Regions from separate parts of the Homo sapiens genome. Here region 2 is linked to region 1. A link is an interaction called in ENCODE POLR2A ChIA-PET data of the cell type or tissue named here. Cell type or tissue: GM12878. All regions are shown on one strand. Links, peaks and the distances in the headings refer to the core of each region. The heading gives the core; the rest is flanking DNA.

Evidence for each region. Peaks named below come from ENCODE experiments on the same cell type or tissue, not always from the same donor. Only the 100,000 strongest peaks of a DNase experiment are listed, where the experiment ranks them.
Region 2: POLR2A ChIA-PET joins it to region 1 with 5 read pairs; 3 of 35 experiments call an interaction of 5 or more read pairs at or near these places.

What each region holds. Positions count from the first base shown.
Region 1 is chr16:53,106,808-53,117,679 of GRCh38, forward strand. All of the region lies in intron 1 of CHD9 (chromodomain helicase DNA binding protein 9), which reads left to right. Among named protein-coding and RNA genes, the nearest start is that of CHD9, 57 kb to the left of the region's middle. RefSeq lists an enhancer at 4,506-4,575. In GM12878, for the core only: no CTCF peak of the experiment used is centred there; no DNase peak of the experiment used is centred there; H3K27ac peaks cover 2,164 bases.
Region 2 is chr16:53,518,904-53,527,865 of GRCh38, forward strand. LOC105371268 (a long non-coding RNA gene) reads right to left here and starts at 654. Exons shown (of 2, transcript XR_001752188.2): 1 at 534-654. RefSeq lists an enhancer at 288-397. In GM12878, for the core only: no CTCF peak of the experiment used is centred there; no DNase peak of the experiment used is centred there.

The DNA.
Region 1 (10,872 bases), core at 3,924-7,923:
TGAAAACATTTAGAAGAGGTAATGTGTATGTTCATTGCAAAAGATACATACACAAAGGAAAGATGGCATCAAAACTTCTGAGCTCCAGGGCACTGGTTGACCAAATTATGGAATACAAGAAAATCATTTTTAAAAAATGAGAAGACTGTGAAATGAATTAGAATGACTTCGAATGAGAAAATTAAGTTGTAGAATAAGAGTACACTACCACACACACAAAAAGGCATCTTTACAATATGTAGTCACCCTCACCATCTAGAAATTCTATTTTGCATCTGTTTATTGATAAAATTTTCAACAGCCTGGGCAATATAGCGAGACCCTGTCTCTAAAAAAATAAATGTAGGCCAGGCGTGGTGGCTCACACTTGTAATCCCAGCATTTTGGGAGGCCTGTAATCCCAGCACTTCGGGAGGCCAAGGCGGGTGGATCGTCTGAGGTCAGGAGTTCAAGACCAGCCTGACCAATATGGCGAAACCCCGTCTCTACTAAAAATACACAAATTAGCTGGGTGTGGTGGTGTGCGCCTGTAGTCCCAGCTACTCAGGAGGCTGAGGCAAGAGAATTGCTTGAACCCGGGAGGTGGAGGTTGCAGTGAGCCGAGATTGCACCACTGCACTCCAGCCTGGGCAACAGAGTGACACTCCATCTCAAAATAAAATAAAATAAAATAAAATAAAATAAATAAAATAAAATAAAATAAAATATAAAATAAAATTAAAAAATTTAGCCAGGCGTGGTGGCACATGCCTGTAGTTCCAGTTACTTGGGAAGCTGAGACAGGAGGATCATTTGAGCCCAGGAGGTGAAGCTGCAGTGAGCCATGATGGCACCACTGCACTGCAGCCTGGACGACACAGCGAGACCCCATCTAAAAAAATTTTAATAAAAATAAATAAATATAATTGGCACATTGTTACCTGAGCATGGGCATGACAAGTTCATTTATTTATCAAACCTTTATTGAGTACCTACTGTAGGCCAGGTATGGTCACAGCAGTGAGGACGTAGCAATGAACAAACAGAAATTCTTATCCCCTGAAGCTTATTTTCTAATGGAGAGAGAGTAAACAAAAAAATAAGTAAAACACTGTATATCATGTGGTGCTAAGTGACAGGGAGAAAAACAAAGCAGGGGATACAATAGGGAGGGAGGGGTGAAGGGAGAGGACTACAATAAAAGAAGGCATCATTGAGAAGGTAGCACCTGAACCAAGTCTTGAAGGAGTGGAGATTATAAAGTTGGAGCCTTTCAAATAAAGTCATAAACTTTCCTTGTGGTATAATTTGAGGGTAAGACCTTTTTATCTCCAAAATGTTCTTTTTACCCACTTATTGTGATCTCTAAAATTTTATTATTAGCAATACCCACTTTTAGGTTAAAATGCTAAAGTAGAAATATGCAGATATCAGGCCAAGCACAGTGGCTCATGCCTGTAGTCCCAGCACTTTGGGAGGTTGAAGTGGGTGGATCACTTGAGCTCATGAGTTTGAGACCAGCCTGGGCAACATGTTGAAACCCCATCTCTACAAAAAATACAAAAAAATTTAGCCAGGTGCGGTGGTGTGCACCTATAGTCCCACCTACTGAGGAGGCTGAGGCAGGAGGATCACTTGAGCCCAGGAGGTGGAGGCTGCAGTGAGCTATGATTGCACCAGTGCACTCCAGCCTGGATAACAGAGTGAGATCCTGTCTCAAAAAATATAGATAGATAGATAGATAGATAGATAGATAGATAGATAGATAGATAGATGCAGATATCAATTATTAAAACCTCTGTGTGGGGCCGGGCGCGGTGGCTCACTCCTGTAATCCCAGCTCTTTGGGAGACCAAGGCGGGCAGATCACCTGAGATCAGGAGTTTGAGATCAGCCTGGCCAACATGGTGAAACCCTGTCTCTACTAAAAATACAAAAATTAGCCAGGCATGGTGGTGGGTGCCTGTAATCCCAGCTACTTGGGAAGCTGAGGCAGGAGAATCACTTGAACCCCAGAGGCGGAGGTTGCAGTGAGCTGAGATCGATCCATTGCACCGAGATCGATCCATTGCACTCCAGCCTGGGCAATAAGAGCAAAACTGTTTCAAAAATAAAATAAAATAAAATAAAATAAAGTAATGAAACCTCTGTGTGAATATCTGATACTTTGGTAAGTTTTCATGAGGAAAGAGAGTAAGATGATTGAAGGAGAGGGGGTGTATCTGGGGATAACTGATCTTGGGATGTGCAGGGAGGAATAATGAGATGAGAGTCTGGATTGCCACTGCTGGAAAGCAGGGATCGAGCAGCTCCTTAAGAATGGTTCCTATCTCTCATGCCATGCCCGGTTGCCCTGTCCTGGGGATAATCCTGGGGCTCTCAGCCAGTTTCTCCTAATCCCAGTGCTAACTGAGGTGCATGGGGGCACAGGAAAAAGGCTGCTGTGTGGTTTAGTGACACGTCTCCTGAGGGGCAGGGGTGTTTGGAGTTGTGCTACAGATAGTAGTATAAACAGGGACACCCAGAAAGCAATTTTGGGACTCGTAGTCCAGCTAGTTTGTAGTTAATTTAACAGCCCTCAGAAAAATAAACAATTCAGGAAACACTGAAAGTTTCCTTCATAATCAATGCAAGAAAGCAGCATTTTTTTTTTCTCCTACCTCAGCCTCCCATATAGCTGGGACTACAGGCGTGCGCCACCATGCCCAGGCTAATTTTTTGTATTTCTAGTAGAGACAGGGTTTCACCATGTTGGCCAGGCTAGTCTCCAACTCCTGACCTCAGGTGATCCACCTGCCTTGGCCTCCCAAAGTGCTGGGATTACGGGTGTGAGCCACAGCGCCCGTCCTAAGATCAGAATATTTTGCCTAAAAATTTGGATTCCCAGTTTCTTTTTTTTTTTTTTTTTTTTTTTTTGAGATGGAGTCTCGCTCCGTCACCCAGGCTGGAGTGCAGTGGCGTGATCTCGGCTCACTGCAAGCTCCGCCTCCCGTATTCACACCATTCTCCTGCCTCAGCCTCCCGAGTAGCTGGGACTACAGGCGCCCGCCACCACGCCCGGCTAATTTTTTGTATTTTTAGTAGAGACGGGGTTTCACCATTTTAGCCAGGATGGTCTCGATCTCCTGATCTCATGATCCGCCCGCCTCGGCCTCCCAAAGTGCTGGGATTACAGGCGTGAGCCACTGCGCCCGGCCTGGATTCCCAGTTTCTATTGAAGAACGAGAAATTCTAGCAACATTGAACTCTTATACCCAATAGATAATAATCCCAGGAGCCGAGTAAAGCTATGCACTCTCCAGTTTGTCATCCCCAGCAGTCCCTATTGCCTCATTTCCTAGCTTGTGCCCATTACTGTCTGGTCCCGGTAGGCATTTGAGTTTGTGACCGGTGGTTTAAAGCTTATGTCTATAGAAGTATTTTTGAGAACTGAACTTACAGGAACAAAGATAAACCTAAAATAGAGAAGACAATCCAGTTTCAAACGATGAGGTGAATGCCTTCAGAAATAATCTGCTTTCTTGGCTGGGTGCAGTGCCTCATGCCTGTAATGTAATCCCAGTGCTTTGGGAGGCTGAGGCCAGATGATCAACTGAGCCCAGGAGTTCAAAACCAGCCTGGGCAACATAGTGAGACTCTGTCTCTATTAAAAACTTTAAAAAATATATTTTAAAAAGTAATGCTGCTTTCATGGGCTGGCACCGTAGCTCACGCCTGTAATCCCAGCACTTTGGGAGGCCAAGGTGGATGGATCACCTGATGTCAGGAGTTTGCAACCAGCCTGGCCAACATGGTGAAACCCTGTCTCTTCCAGAAATGCAGAAAAATTAGCCAGGCGTGCTGGTGTGCACCTGTAGTTCCAGCTAGTTGGAGGCTGAGGCAGGAGAATCGCTTGAACCTGGGAGGCGGAGGTTGCAGTGAGTCAAGACTGAGCAACTGCACTCCAGCCTGGGTGATGGTGAGACTCCATCTCAAAAAATAAAAATGTTAATAAAAATTTTTTTAAAACCAAAATATTCTGATTTTGAGATGCTGGCAACTGATTCAAGATAGTTAAAGACACGGTGTGGGCCAGTGTGTGATCTCTGACATAAACAGGTAATCTGGGTGCAGCATGGAACATGATAAGAAAGTAGGCAAAGGAAGGACATCTGGTCAACCTGACAGTTTGAGAAGGTACATTTTTTGGGGAGTTGACCTTTTCCAAGTTGACCCCTTTGCCAAGGTTCTGCCCCACCTATTTAACCAATAGATTATTGTGGAGTAATGTCTGAGTAGTCCTGGCAGAATGGAAGAAAATGCTGAAGTGAGACTCATAGGCCTGGGTTCTAATGTTGGTTGTCCCACAAACTCACTGTGCAACCTCAGATAAATCCCTCAGCCACTCCAGCTTTAATTTTCTCATCTGCAGAATGAGGGGGCTGGACTTACAGATTTTCAGCATGTGCCCCACCAAGCGCAAGACATCTTCAGAGATGCCTGGGAGAGCTGGGGAGGGTCGGGGAATCCCAGGGCTTGCAGGAGGGCAGCTGAGCCTTTGTTCCATTTTCTCTTTGGGGTTTCCACTTTTCTGTTTTACATCTCAGGGTTCTTCTGCCAAAAAAGAAAAAAAGTCTTTTTCAAGAAAGAATTTCCTCACTTTAAAAATGTTTGAAAATCTTTGGATTCATTGATCAGCTCTAGTATACGGTTATTAGCAGAGGTTTGCAAATTCTTTGAGGCCTGTAGTTCATCTGAATGTTTAGTCTTTTCTCCATTTGCCTCATGTGCTTTTCTGCTTACACTTACCACTAGCTCCAACCCCAGGCTGATGAAATGAACAAGTAGCCAACGAATACCATGGGAAGATTCTGACTCATTATCCAGTTCAATAGCTTGTATTGGGGAATTTTCTTTTTTGTTTTGGTGAACATATATGTTCTTATTTCTGATATTATATTGTTCATAGGAATGTAGTCATATTTGCTACTAAAAAACGTTCATATGGTTTGATACCACATTTCAGCATTTCACAATGATCTGCAACTTCCAAATGCTCTGCCACTAGAACAAGTCTGAAAATCACTCAACTGGCCTTAAAAAAATTAGCTATAATTTGTTGACAACTTAATATGCGATGACTTTATATGTATCATCTCTAAGATTCAGATTATTATCCCTGCAGAGAAGATATCTTTGTCTGTGTCTTACTGATAAATAAGGAAACTAAGTCTAGGTGAGGTTAAAAACTTGTCTTGAACACACAGGATTCCAGCTTGTATCAGTGCCAGCATATTCTCAACCAGACAACCTCTAAATTTGCTTCTCGATTTGAGAAATCAGGCAACAGCAGGTCTTTCTTCTGTTTTAAGCTGTCCTAAAATCACCTGCAAAACTGCTTTCAACTTTCAACTTTCCAGATCCTCTTATCTACTGAAGATTCCTTGAATGGTAGCTTGTTAACTCACAACTGTTCAAGTTTGTTGCCCTAATCTTAACTGATAAGAGGGCCCCTGAATTTAAGTAGTCCCTTCCATGCCCTGGGTTGTTTCAGTGGAAATGAAAGAACTTGAGATCTAGGGGTGAAAACAGACTTTGGGGAAGAAATAAGTGGGTTTTTCAATGTTATTCCTGGACTTGGCTGAGCTGAGCTTCTCTCCTGCTGCAAAGGAAATTACTTTCCCTGTTTGTTGATCTACCTGTTGTTCTAAGTGTAACGTGTTCAGTTTCTCTGGTGGTAGATATATGCCAAGCATGTGTCACAAAGTAAGTATTATGGGCCATTCTTTTTGTTTAGCACTTTGCAGGGCACATGGTATATCCTAAGTCAATATTTTTAATTCCTATAACTGGATTTTTTTTTCCTTAAAGTTCACTAACAAGACAAAAGACCAGTACTTTTTATTTGCACAATGTAGTATTTTTGGAGAATGCTTATGAATATTATCTATAAGAAACAGCAACAAGGCCAGGCATAGTGGCTCACACCTATAATCCCAGCACTTTGTGAGGCCAAGGCAGGAGGGTCACTTGAGTACAGGAGTTCAAGAGCAGCCTCAGCAACATGGTGAGAGACCCCATCTCTACAAAAATAAAAATAAGCTGGGTGTGGTGTCTCACGCCTGTAGTTCTAGGCTAAGGCAGGAGGATTGCCTGAGTCTAGGAGGTCAAGGCTGCAGTGAACTATGATGGCACCACTGCACTCCAGCCTAGGTGACAGAGCGAGACCCTCTAAAGACAAAACAAAACAAATTAAAATTAAAAATAAATTATGTGTGCTTGGTGGTGTGTGACTAGTCTCAGCTACGTTTGGGAGGCTGAGGCATGAGGATCACTTGAGCCTGGGAGGCCGAGTTTGCAGTGAGCCATGATTGTACCACTGCAATCCAGCTTAGGTGACAGAGCGAGACCTTGTCTCAGAATAAATAAATAAAGAACGTCAATGTGAGGCAGGCAGCATAGATGTTATGAGTCTTATTTCACAGACAAGAAAAAATTGCTAATCACTCATTCAGTTGGTTAGTAGTAAGCCTGGACTACAACTCAGATATTTCCACTTTCAATCCTGTGTTCTCTCTGTTTTACAAGAATCTTGGCACTTTTTTTTTTTTTTTTTTTTGAGATGGAGTCTCGCTCTCCTGGGCTCAAGCAATTCTCCTGCCTCAGCCTCCCGAGTAGCTGGGACCACAGGTACATGCTACCACGCCCAGCTAATTTTTGTATTTTTAGTAGAGACGGGGTTTCACCATGTTGGCCAGGATAGTCTCAATCTCTTGACGTCATGATGCACCCGCCTCAGCCCCGCAAAGTGCTGGGATTACAGGTGTGAGCCACTGCGCCCAGTCGAGTCTTGGCATTTTTAACTGGAGGAGGAGAGTGGTTTCCAGTTGACTTCCAGGATGAGCCTAGTTTTTTTGTTCTTTTTCTGTTTTGTTTTGTTTTACAGAGACAGGGTCTTATTCTGTCATTCTAAAAAAAAATCTGGAGTGTAGCGGCACGATTGTAGCTCACTGCAGCCTCAAACTGAACTCCTAGGCGTAAGCGATTCTCTCACCTCAGCCTCCTGAGTAGCTAGGACTACAGCATGCACCACCACGCCTGGCTATGTATGTATGTATTTATTTAGAGATAGGAGTCTTGATTTGTTGCACAGGCTGGTCTTGGACTCCTGGCCTCACCTCCCACCTTGGCTTCCCAAAATCCTGGGATTATAGGTGTGAGCCACCACACCCAACCTTTATTAACATATGATGATGATTTTGAGGAAAAGGGTTATTAATTATTGCTTGAGAAAAAAATCAATAACTACTGTTTTTTCTTTAAAAAAAAAAAAAGAGGTTCCAATTGTAAGCAAGGCCTTAAAGTTTAGAGTTTGCCATAACAAAAACATATGAACAAGCATTTTTGAACCCACCACTATTTGGTCTAATTTCTTCCATGAAGAGGATGGAATCTGACCATCTCACTCTTCTGTGAGCATCATTATTATTGTTATTATTATTATTATTTTGAGATGGAGTCTCGCTCTGTTGCCCAGGCTGGAGTGCAGTGGCACGATCTTGGCTCACTGCAACCTCTGCCTCCCAGGTTCAAGTGATTCTTCTGCCTCAGCCTCCCGAGTGGCTGGGATTACAGGCCCATGCTACCACACCTGGCTAATTTTTGTATTTTTAGTAGAGACGAGGTTTTGCCGTATTGGCCAGGCTGGTCTCTAACTCCTGACCTCAAGTGATCCACCTGCCTTGGCCTCCCAAAGTGCTGGGATTACAGGCGTGAGCCACTGCGCCTGGCCAGCATTATTTTTTATTATTTTTTATTTATTTATTTATTTTTATTTTTTGAGACGGAGTCTCGCTCTGTCACCCAGGCTGGAGTGCAGTGGCGCAATCTCGGCTCACTGCAAGCTCCGCCTCGCGGGTTCACGCCATTCTCCTGTCTCAGCCTCGCGAGTAGCTGGGACTACAGGCGCCTGCCACCACGTCTGGCTAATTTTTTGTATTTTTAGTAGAGACGGGGTTTCACCGTGTTAGCCAGGATGGTCTCGATCTCCTGACCTCGTGATCCGCCCGCCTCGGCCTCCCAAAGTGCTGGGATTACAGGCGTGAGCCACCGTGCCAGGCCAGCATTATTTTTTTATTTGCTTTGTAGCACAAGTATTTGATTGATTGATTGATTGATTGATTGCCTCTTACTTCTACAGCTAAATGAAGGGATTTGTTGATGACTTTCTTCCAAGAAAGAAAAGAGAAGTGTGCTGCAGTTTTCTTTCTCCCTTTAGTTTGAGGTTTTCAGGACAGGTGTTAACAGATTAACTTAGGTTACTTGAATGCCTCTTTTCTTTCCTGAGAGGTTGATTTTTCATCTGGTTTGTGCCTAAGGCTGCCTCTTGTGATAATGAGGCAAATGTTTATAGCAGCCTAGAGAATGATCCGAAGAACAGCTTGGGATGCTGTCAACCTAGATGACCTAAGAAGGACTCACCCAGATAATAAGAACATGGGTAGCCAGGTAATTATTCAGTTCTGTGTCACTCAGAGCAGTACTTTTCCATGTTGGTTGCACAAGTAATTACAAAAAGAGCTTTTAAAACGTAATGCTTCCATACTGACCCATCACCCCTAAGTCTGAGCAGGGTCTGAGCAAAGATAATTTTTAAGTTTCCTGGGAGATTCTATGAGGTTGGTGAATCTCCTAATCTTATTCTATTAGGTTCTATTATTTTGCCAGTAATGGCCAAAATCGCAATTACTTTTGCACCAACCTAAAAATATGGAGCTGGGCTTCAGAACCTCTAATAAAGGCTTCCAGTGTCCTGTTCAAAACCAGGTCGGATAACTCCAAATGGCAGCCGGTTTTTCTGCCAGAACAATATGGGTATGTTGAGTGATCGGTTTGTTTTGTGTAAGATACACATTTATTCAGCACCTGTGTTCTAGGTGCTGAGAGTTTTTCGAGGAACAAGACAGAACCTGCTTATGCCTTAAGATGCTTTCTTTTTTAGTGGATGGAGACAAAAAGTAAATATATAAACAGGACTGCGGTTAAGTGTTAGGAAGGAAATAAACTAGGAAATTAGGAGTCAAAGAAGGCCTCTAATATGAGGAATTATTTTTGCAAGACTTGAAGAGGAAGAAGGAGCAGCTGTACCTAGAGCCAGTGGTAAGGCAGAGGGAAGAGAAGGTGAAAAGGTTCCGAGACAAGGAGGGTGTGTTTGAGGAACAGACTCCAGGTGCTTTCAGTTATCTAGAAAGAGGAGCGGCAGATCATAAGCAAATACCAGCCTGACATTTTCTTTTTGCTTTTTTTCTTTTTGAGACAGAGTCTCACTCTGTTGCCTGGGCTGGAGTGCAGTGGTGCGATCTCACCTCACTGCAGCCTCCACTTCATGGGTTTAAGCAGTTCTCCTGCCTGAGCCTCCCGAGCAGCTGAGATTACAGGCGCATGCCACTACATCCGGCTAATTTTTGTATTTTTAGTGGAGAAAGGGTTTCACCGTGCTGGCCAGGCTGGTCTCAACCTCCTAACCTAAAGTGATCTCCCCACCTTGGCCTCCCAAAGTGCTGGGATTATAGGCGTGAGCCACCATGCCTGGCCTGACATTTCTTATAGTTTGTACAAATCACTCAGTATGTTCTTGCCAAATAGTACACACTCTGCAAGAGAAACACAAAGAGAAGCATCCTCCAGGAGCCAGGATAAGGTGTGCTGGATAGAGAGGGTTCTGCTTTGCTAGTCAATAATTATTGATTATAAGGAAAAAGTTAGGCAGTCCCAGTCAAAATGGCGATTGTTAAAAAGACAAGAAACAACAGATGCTGGTGAGGCTGTGGAGAGATAGGAACGTTTTTACACTGTTGGTGGGAATGTAAATTAGTTCTACCATTGTGGAAGAGGATGTGGTGATTCCTCAAAGACATAGAACCAGAAATACCATTTGACCCAGTAATCCCATTACTGAGTATATACCCAAAGGAATATAAATCATTCTATTATAAAGATATATGCACAGGTAGGTTCATTACAGCATTATTCACAATAGCAAAGACATGGAATCAACGAAAATGCCCACCAATGATAGACTGGATAAAAAAGTGTGGTACATTTAAACCATGGAATGCTATGCAGCCATAAAAAGGAACAAGATCATGTCTTTTGCAGGGACATGGATGGAGCTGGAAGCCTTTATCCTGAGCAAACTAACTCAGGAACAGAAAACCAAATACCACATGTTCTTACTCATAAGTGGGAGCTGAACAATGAGAACACATGGACACAGGGAGAGGAACATCACACACTGGGGTCTGTTGGGGAGTGGCAAGGGGGAAGGGAAAGCATCAAGAAAAATAGCTAATGCATGCTGGGATTCATACTTAGGTGATGGGTCGATAGGTGTAGCAAACCACCATGGCACACGTTTACCTATGTAACAAACCTGTACATCCTGCACATGTACCCCAGAACTTAAAATTTTTAAAAAAATTAAAAAAAAATTTAGGAAGTCCTGTATGACACCATGATAAACAATGCAAAGGAAAAAATTCAATTATATATTTGATATTCAGAGGATTTGTGCTAATCCCTTAGTCTTAGAATACAGACTATTCATGTGGCGATAGCCACAGACATTCAGTTCTCTGACGTAATATATATATATATATATATTTTTGGAAACAGAATCTCACTCTGTTGCCTAGGCTGTAGTACAATGGCATGATCTTGGCTCACTGCAACCTCTGCCTCCTGGGTTCAAGTGATTCTCTTGCCTCAGCCTCCCAAGTAGCTGGAATTACAGGCACCCACCACCATACCCAGCTAATTTTTTGTATTTTTAGTAGAGAAGGGGTTTCACCATATTGGCCAGGCTGGTCTCGAACTCCCGACCTCAGGTAATCTACCTGCCTTGGCCTCCCAAGG
Region 2 (8,962 bases), core at 1,713-5,712, 410 kb after region 1:
CGGAAGGAAGTGATGCGGTTAGCCCTGTGATGACGGTGGGGTAAGCACCTTTGATTTGAAGGGCTCAAGAAAGTCCACACAGCAGCCAGATGGTCTTAACAGGAATCAAAGCACACGACTCTCTGGCTTAACCCAGGGGTATGAGGAGCCACTCATCAGCTTGTAATGTTTTGTTTTATAAAATGCCCTTTAAGTGTAAAAAGCAGCATACTTTCAATAAAACCAGTCCAAAGGAAGGAGCCATCATTTTCACCCACGGCTGTCTGTGCACGTCTCCTTTTAACTCTGAGCTCAGTGAACACTTGGGGAATTTGAAATTGTCCTCATGGGAACATCTACACCATAGAAGTCAGCAAACACTCTCGGTCAGACTCCACGTCCCCACTCCACAGCCAGTTGAGCACGTACCAGCACTCCATCGCTTAAACCCTTCCCCGAGCTTCAAACTGCAACGAAAGACAATCTGATTCTTCACTGTGGCCTTTGGGGTCACTTCTCCATGCTCAGTTGTTATGTCTCCCCCTTTCACCTACCGTGAACCAACTCACAAGCCTTACTTCTGCTCCTTGGACGCCCTCTTGGACAGCCTGTCCGCTCTGCCTGGATGTTCCTTCCCCAGATCTTGCCTGTCTTCTTCTCTTTCACGCCTCAGCTAAAGCGTCACCTCCCCAAGAAGCCTTCTCTGACTCCGTCTTTTTTTTTTTTTTTGTCACTGTTACATCATCCTATTTTCCTCACAGCACTTATCTCTCCTTCTTTTATACATATGTATATATTTATGTATAATATATATGTAAATATATATATATATATTTTTTTTAAGATATGGGGTCTTGCTGTGTTGCCCAGGCTGGAGTGCAGTGGTGCAATCAAGGCTCACTGCAGACTTGAACTCCTGGGCTCAAAGGATACTCCCACTTCAGCTGCCTGAGTAGCTGGGACTACAGGCATGCGCCACCACACCTGGCTACTGTTTCATTTTTTTTTGTAGAGACAGGGTCTTGCTACATTGCCCAGGCTGGTCCGGAACTCCTAGCCTGAAGCCATCCTCCACCTCAACCTCCCAGAACACTGGAATTCCAGGCATGAGCCACTGTGCCTGGCCTTTATCCCTCCTTAAAATCCTCATTTGTTTGCTTGATTGTTGTATGTTATGCTACAACATAAAACTTCCTTGAGTGTGGGGCCTTCAATTTCTCATTTCCTCCAAGCCCAGCTCAGTCCCTGGTACACACTAAACTCTCCGTCAATAGTTGCTGAATTGAATGAATAAATGGTGCAGATCCTCAAATATGATCATGGGCGAGTCAGCCTTCTGAGGTAAGCAGCGTGCCTCCATTTCTAAGTCAGTAATTTCAGAGAATATCCCACTTTTAGTGACTAAAACCCTCAAGGGAATACGTTTCTCTACTTAGCTCCTCCTGGGTGAAAGGGGCCAGAACAGCCCTGTAGAGGCTGAGCAATGAAAAGGGGCATTGCGTGCAAACCCAGTCCAGTAACTTCTCTGCTGAGTGACACTTCCAGGTGCCCTGTCAAAAACTACAGGTAGGCCGGGCACAGTGGCTCATGCGTGTAATCCCAACACTTCAGAAGGCCAAGGCAGGTGGATCACCTGAGGTCAGGAGTTCGAGACCAGCCTGGCCAACATGGCAAAATCCTGTCTCTACTAAAAATACAAAAATTAGCCAGGCATGGTGGTGCATGCCTGTAATCCCAGCTACTCAGAAGGCTGAGGCAGGAGAATTGCTTGAACCCGTGAGGCAGAGGTTACAGGAGGCGGAGGTTGCAGTGAGCCGAGATTATGCCACTGCACTCCAGCCTGGGTGATAAGAGATTCTGTCTCAAAACAAAACAAAACAAACTACAGGCAACCCCACCAATGGCAAGAGAAGTGCAGACTGAAATTCCATTCTTTAAAACTCTCAGATGAAAGAGAAAGAATTTGGTAACAGACTATGCTGGAAAATGTGTCGAAACATGAACTCTTGTACGTGGCTTGTGGGAGCTTAAACTGTACCACCTTTGGGGATCTCTATTAAAAATGCAAATACACATCCCCCTTGACCTAACAATTCTGCTTCTAGGAATTTATCCAACTGATTTATATTCACACAGGTGCAAAATTACAGGCGAGCAAGGTTATTATTGCAACAAAAGATGGGAAGCGACGTAAAAGTCCCTTGGTAAGGGGCTGGTTAAGCAAATTACGGCACATGCACAAAAGAGAAAAAAGAGAATGAGTAAGTTCTTTATTTGTATATTAGTACATGATCTTCAAGGAATGGTCTTTGAGATGTGTTAAATGAACAGCGGGTATATGCTATCATTGTGAAATGAAGGGCAAAGGGAGGAATGTGTGCTCACACCCCCTGCCACCCCCATGCTTGTACAGGCATGCCACAGAGATATGGAGGGATTTAGATCCAAACCACTGAGATAAAGCAACTCACATGCATTTTTTTTTGACTTCCCGGTGCATATAAAAGTTACATTTACAGGCCGGGCACTGTGGCTCACGCCTGTAATCCCAGCACTTTGGGAGGCCGAGGCAGGTGGATGACAAGGTCAGGAGTTCGAGACCATCATGGCCAACATGATGAAACCCTGTCTGTACTAAAAATACAAAAATTAGCTGGGCATGGTGGCAGGCGCCTGTAATCCCAGCTACTTGGGGAGGCTGAGGCAGAAGAATCGCTTGAACCCGGGAGGCGGAGGTTGCAGTGAGCCGAGATCTTACCACCGCACTCCAGCCTCGGCAACAGAGGGAGACTCCATCCCTCCACCGCCAAAAAAAAAAGTTACATTTACACTATACAACTGATTTATATTGTCTTTTTTTTTTTTTTTTTTTTTTTTTTTTAAAGACAGGGTCTCTATCTCCCAGGCCAGAGTGCAGTGGCACAATCAGCTCACTGCAACCTCCACCTCCCAGACTCAAGCGATCCTACTTCAGCCTCCCTAGTAGCTGGGACCACAGGCACACGCCACCACACCCAGCTAATTTCTGTATTTTTTTGCAGAAACGGGGCTGGTCTTGAACTCCTGGACTCAAGCAATCCTCTCGCCTCAGCCTCCCAAAGCCCTAGGGTTACAGGTATGAGCCACTGTGTCCAGCCTTATACTGTAACCTTTTAAGTGGAATAGCACTATCTAAAAAAATGTACATAGCATACGCCAAGAACACTTCTGGAAGACTAAGAAATTGGGGACCTGGTTGGCTCTGGGTAAGGGGTCGGGGGCTGAGGAGCAAGGGTGAGGGAAAGACTGCTGTGCTCTTTGAACGTGAACCATATGGTGAGTGTATCTCCTATCCAAAACTTACATTAAAACATTTTAAGCTAGGCCAGGCATGGTGGCTCATGCTTGTAATCCCAGCACTTTGGGAGGCTGAGACGGGGGGATCACTTGAGGCCAGCCATTCAAGACCAGCCTGGCCAACATGGTGAAACCCCATCTCTACTAAAAATACAAAAATTACCCGGGCATGGTGGTGGGCACCTGTAATCCCAGCTACTCAGGAGGCTGAGGCAGGAGAATCACTTGAACCCAGGAAGCAGAGGTTGCAGTTAGCCAAGATCGTGCCGCTGCATTCCAGCCTAGGCAACAGAGAAAGACTGTCTCAAAAATATATATATATATTTTTTAAAGCTATAAATTTGGCCCCAATTTAGGGTGCCAAAATCCCTTGGGAGACAGGAAATTCTTTATTTTGGTTTAGTTATATAAATAAGTCAGCAATTTTTTTTTTTTTTTTTTTTTTTTGAGACAGGGTCTCACTCTGTCACCCAGGCTGGAGTGCAGTGGCGTGATCTCTCAGCTCACTGCAACCTCTGCCTCCCGGGTTCAAGCGATCCTTCCACCTCAGCCTCCCGAGTAGCTGGAATTATGGGTGCAAGCCACCATGCCTGGCAAATTTTTCTATTTCTTATAGAGACAGGGTTTTGTCATGTTGCCCAGGCTGGTCTCGAACTTCTGGGCTCAAGCAATCCTCCCGCCTCGGCCTCCCAAAGTGTTGGGATCACAGGCATGAGCCACCGCGCCCAGCCCCTGGCAAAACTTTTTTACCCACTTTCTTCCCTATGGAAGATAAACTCGAGAGGAACAACTTCTAACTGACCTGCTGCTCTCCTCACTGACCTGCTGCTGGTGTCTCCAACTGTCGCTGCCTTCTTAATGCTGGCAAGCTCAGGGCTCAGCCTGAGACCTCACCTATGGTCACCTGCTTGGTGACACACCCTGGGCTCCAGCCTCTCTCCTGATCTTCTGACTCCTGAACTCCAGGCTCCTGTAACCAGCTGCTCCTTCCTCATCTTCACTCGAATTTGATCATCTCAAAGCCAACACATCTCCGTGCCACAGCGTACCTCATCCCTGAGGGCCTCCCGTTTTGTAAATGGCAATGCTACGCTTCCAGCTGTTCGGGTCCATAACCCTACGGTCATCCTCTCATCTCATGCCCCACGCGTCACTCGTCAGCAGATGCAGGAGCCCCATTTTCGTCTGTATCCAGAATCCAGTCATTTCTTGCTGCCTTGCCTGCGGCCATCCCTCCTCCCCACTCCCTTCCCTCACCTGGGTGACTGTTAGAGCCTGTGGATTGACTTCTCCACATTCTTCCCACAAGCCCGGCCACCGTGATCCGGTTAAAGCCTAACTCAGGCCACTCTTCTGTTAAGCTCCCAGAGCTTTCCCATCTCAGAGTAAAGTCCAGAGTGCTTGTGCCATACCATCAGGCCCTGTCCGAGTTTCCTCCTCCCTTGCCCTAGTCTCCTGCCACTCTCCTCCCGGGCTCCTGCAGTGGCGGCCACAGTCCCAGTACCCTCTGGCTCTGCCTCCGGTGCACCGAGCACAGGGCATTTGCACTTGCCGTTTCCCTCTGCCTGAAATTCTTCCAGACAACTACATCACTTGCCTCCCCACTTCCTTCAGGCCTTTACTCAAACAGCACCTTCTCTGAGAGGTGTTCCTCGCCCCTCTATCTACAGCGGCAAGCCTCCCGCCCTCGGCCTCCTTCTCTCTGCCTACCTCATGCCAACACTCCCTCTCCCGCTGGTTCCCTAGCCCTTCTTGCCATGCAGCAAACAGTGTGCTTTACTTATTGTGTATATTATCTGGAAAGGGCACTCCACGAGGGCAGGAATGCTCACAGCTGTCCTAGCATCTGGAGCAATGCACCTAGCGGGTGCTGAATGAATATCTGTGGAATGAGTGAGTCCTCTGCTCGGCTCCTGGTCGGTGGCTGCTGGCCTGCCTGTGTCCGTGCTCCACAGTGGACCGGCCCCTCCTCGGGGGCTTCTCTGACAGGCGCACACTGCAGGCCTGGGAATCACACCTGGCATGGGCTACCGCCCTGACTGCACTCCCCAGGCAGAGTCCTAATGTCTGCTCTGCCTTTGGAGCTGCTCTGAAGTTACCCTGGAGCACGGACCAGATGTCCAGATACCCACGGAGGCCAGACAGGGCACAGAAATGAGGGACTCGGGCCAGGCCAGGGAAGGTACAGGCCCAGCCCGAGGGACGGCCACTGCTCAGCTCTGGTCAGTGGGTACCAGGCATGGATGTGTTTTACAGTCATTAAAAGTCTTTGGTTTTTCCAGGGAAAGTGGAAATCTGGATTTTTTAAAAAATGGCATGGCTGGGCGCCATGGCTCATGCCTGTAATCCCAATGCTTCCGGAGGCTAAGACGAGAGAACTGCTTGAGCCAGGAGTCTGAGGCTAGCCTGGGCGGTATACTGAGACCCTGTCTCTACATATCATTTTTTAAAAGTTAGTTGCATGTGGCGGCGCATGCCAGTGGTACCAGCTACTCAGGAGGCTGAGGTGGGAGGAATACTTGAGCCCAGGCAGTTGAGACTGCAGTGAGCTGTGATTGTGCCACTGCACTCTAGCCTGGGTGACAGAGCTAGACTCCATCTTATAAATAAATAGATAAATAAGCCAGGCATGGTGGCTGACACCTATAATCCCAGCACTTTGGGAGGCTGAGGCAGGCAGATCACTTGAGGTCAGGAGTTTGAGACCAGCCTAGCCAACGCAGCAAAACCCCATCTCTACTGAAAATGCAAAAATTAGCTGGGTGTGGTGGTACATGCCTGTAATCCCAGCTACTAAAGAGACTAAAGCATGAGAATCACTTGAACCCGGGAGGCGGAGGTTGCAGTGAACTGAGATCGTGCCACTGCATTTCAGCCTGGCGGACACAGTGAAATGGTGTCTCAATAAATAAATAGACAATTAAATGGCTCTTAACTTTTAAAAGCAGAAGACTTAAACATTCTCAACATGAATATATATACCTACTATATATCCACAAAATTTCTGTTAAATGAAGTTAGAAAAATTTTCAACACTGAGAGTTTAATAAACGATGTACATCTTCAAGGTCTTTAGTCTGTGGCATCTGTATAGACCTTGACCAGAAAGCTGAAACCTTCCGACTGGGTGAAGGGGAGATGTCCTGTGATAGACTTTATCTGCAGTGTAACTTGGTAGCAAAAATTCTATTTTATTATATTCCATAGTTTTCTTTTTTTTTTCTCTGAGATGTAGTCTCGCTCTGTTGCCCAGGCTAGAGTGCAGTGGCATGGTTTCAGTTCACTGCAACCTCCACTTCCTGGGTTCTAGCCATTCTTCTCCTGCCTCAGCCTCCCGAGTAGTTGGGACTACAGGCACCCACTGCCACGCCCGGCTAATTTTTGTATTTTTAGTAGAGATGGGGTTTCACCATGTTGGTCAGGCTGGTCTCAAACTCCTGACCTTAGGTGATCCACCCGCCTTGGCCTCCTAAAGTGCTGGGATTGCAAGTGTGAGCCACTGCACCCAGCCTCTCCCATAGTTTTCTAAGGAGGGTGGGTCCCGGGAGAATCTTGTTCATGGAGCTCAGGACCACCTTCTTTGTTGCATGGCCTTCAATGGCCTTTTCTCTGCTTGAAGAAAATGTGAATGAGTCCATGTAGGGAGGCAGGCTTGGAAGACCCAGACTGAGTTTTAGTGCTTTTGTGGAAAGGAACAAAACTTAGGGAGAAGGTTGGGAGGCAGGTGGATGATGGGTTGGGGATGCAGGAGGGAAGAGAGACTGAGAATGAGAGAGGTGAAATGGAGTTTTTTATTTACCAAGAACTGCAGGGTGTTCAGCGTCAACCCCTCCCTTGCTCTTCATACAAAATCTTCAGTAAAATATATGCAGTTGACTCAATGTTTGTCCCAGTGGAATTCACCTTGCGGGGAACTCGAGTGAGGAGGGAAGGCAACCACTGACATGAGCCATTGTGGCAAAAATTAGTTTTAAATACTGATCAGAAGTTAGTAGCACTGACCCAGCAATTCCACTCCTGGACATATATCCAGAATTGACAACAAGTGTTCAAACAAAAACGTGTACCGAATGTTCACAGTAGCCCTATTCACAAGAGCCAAAGGTGGAAAGCACCTAAATGCCCATGAACAAATCAATGGCTAAACAAAGTGATAGACAGTCGTGCCTTGGTATAAGTGAGGGGTTGGGTCCAGGACCCCTAAGTTTACCAAAATCTGTGCATACTCAAGTTCTGCAGTTGGCCCTGAGGAACTTCATAAGAAAAGTTAGCCCTCCATATATATAGGTTTCACATCCCACAAATACTGTATTTTTGATCTGCATTTGGTTAAAAAATATCTGTGTATAAGTGGACCCTCACAGTTCAAACCCACGTTGTTCAAGGGCCAACTGTATTTCTACAATAGAATATTATTTGGCCATAGAAAGGAATGAGATTCTGATACAGGCTACACGTGGATGAACCCTGAAAATATCATGCTAAGCACAAGAAGTCACAAAAGACCACCTATCATGATTCTGTTTCTCTGAAATGTCCAGAGTGGGCAAGTCTATAGAAACAGAAAGTCAATTCATGGTTGCTTATGGTTGGGTGGCGGCCTATAGGGGTAGTAGCTAGCTACAGGTAAGTGATTTCTTTTTGAGGTCATGAAAATGTTCTAAAATTGACTGTGGTGATGGTTGCACTACTCTGTGAATATACAAAAGTCCATGCATTATACACTAAATAGGAAAATTGGCCGGGCACCGTGGCTCATGCCTATAATCCCAGGACTTTGGGAGGCTGAGGAGGGTGGGTCACTTGAAGCCAAGAGTTGGAGACCAGTCTGGGCAACATGGCAAAACCCCATTTCTACTAAAAATACAAAAATTAGCCAGGGGTGGTGGCACACGCCTGTAATCCCAGCTACTGGGGAGGCTGAGGCAGGAGAAGTGCTTGAACCCAGGAGGTGGAGGTTGCAGTGAGCTGAGATTGCACCACTGCACTCCAGCCTGGGTGACAGAGCGAGACCCCATCTCAAAAAAAAAAAAAAATTGTGTGGTATGTGAATTATATCTCAATAAAGCTGTTTAAAAATGTCAAAGTTGGTGACACACCCATGGGTAATTCACAAAACACCACGTGCCATGGCATGCCCACTGGAAACCACAGCCTGAGACACGCTCAGGTGCAGGGAGGGCCTGGACTAGAAGCTTTCAGAAAGGACTCTCTCCCTGACCAGGATTCAGCTCCAACTCTGGGATCCCGTGGATGGAACAACAGCCTCTTCAGCTGTGCCAAAGCAAGGAAGGGACAAGAGGAGAGAAGTCCCCAACACCCTCTCCCAGCCAAACAGCCAAGAAGGCCTCATCTCAGCCTTCCACAGCCGCTGCGTGCATGCTGTATTTTATAAACTCACGTCAGCACCCAAGACAACATGTGCGTGCTTAGAATTAAGTCCTTTTTAATACTAGAGATGGGGGGAACAGAAATCAGCCAAGAGGAGGAAGAGGAGGGACTTGAGTGTTCCCTGTGTGGGAGTGTTCCCGGTGGCTCAAGCCTGTAATCCCAGCACTTTGGGAGGCCAAGGTGGGTGTATCATCTGAGGTCAGGAGCTTGAGACCAGCCTGGCCAACATGGTGAAACCTTGTCTCTACTAAAAATA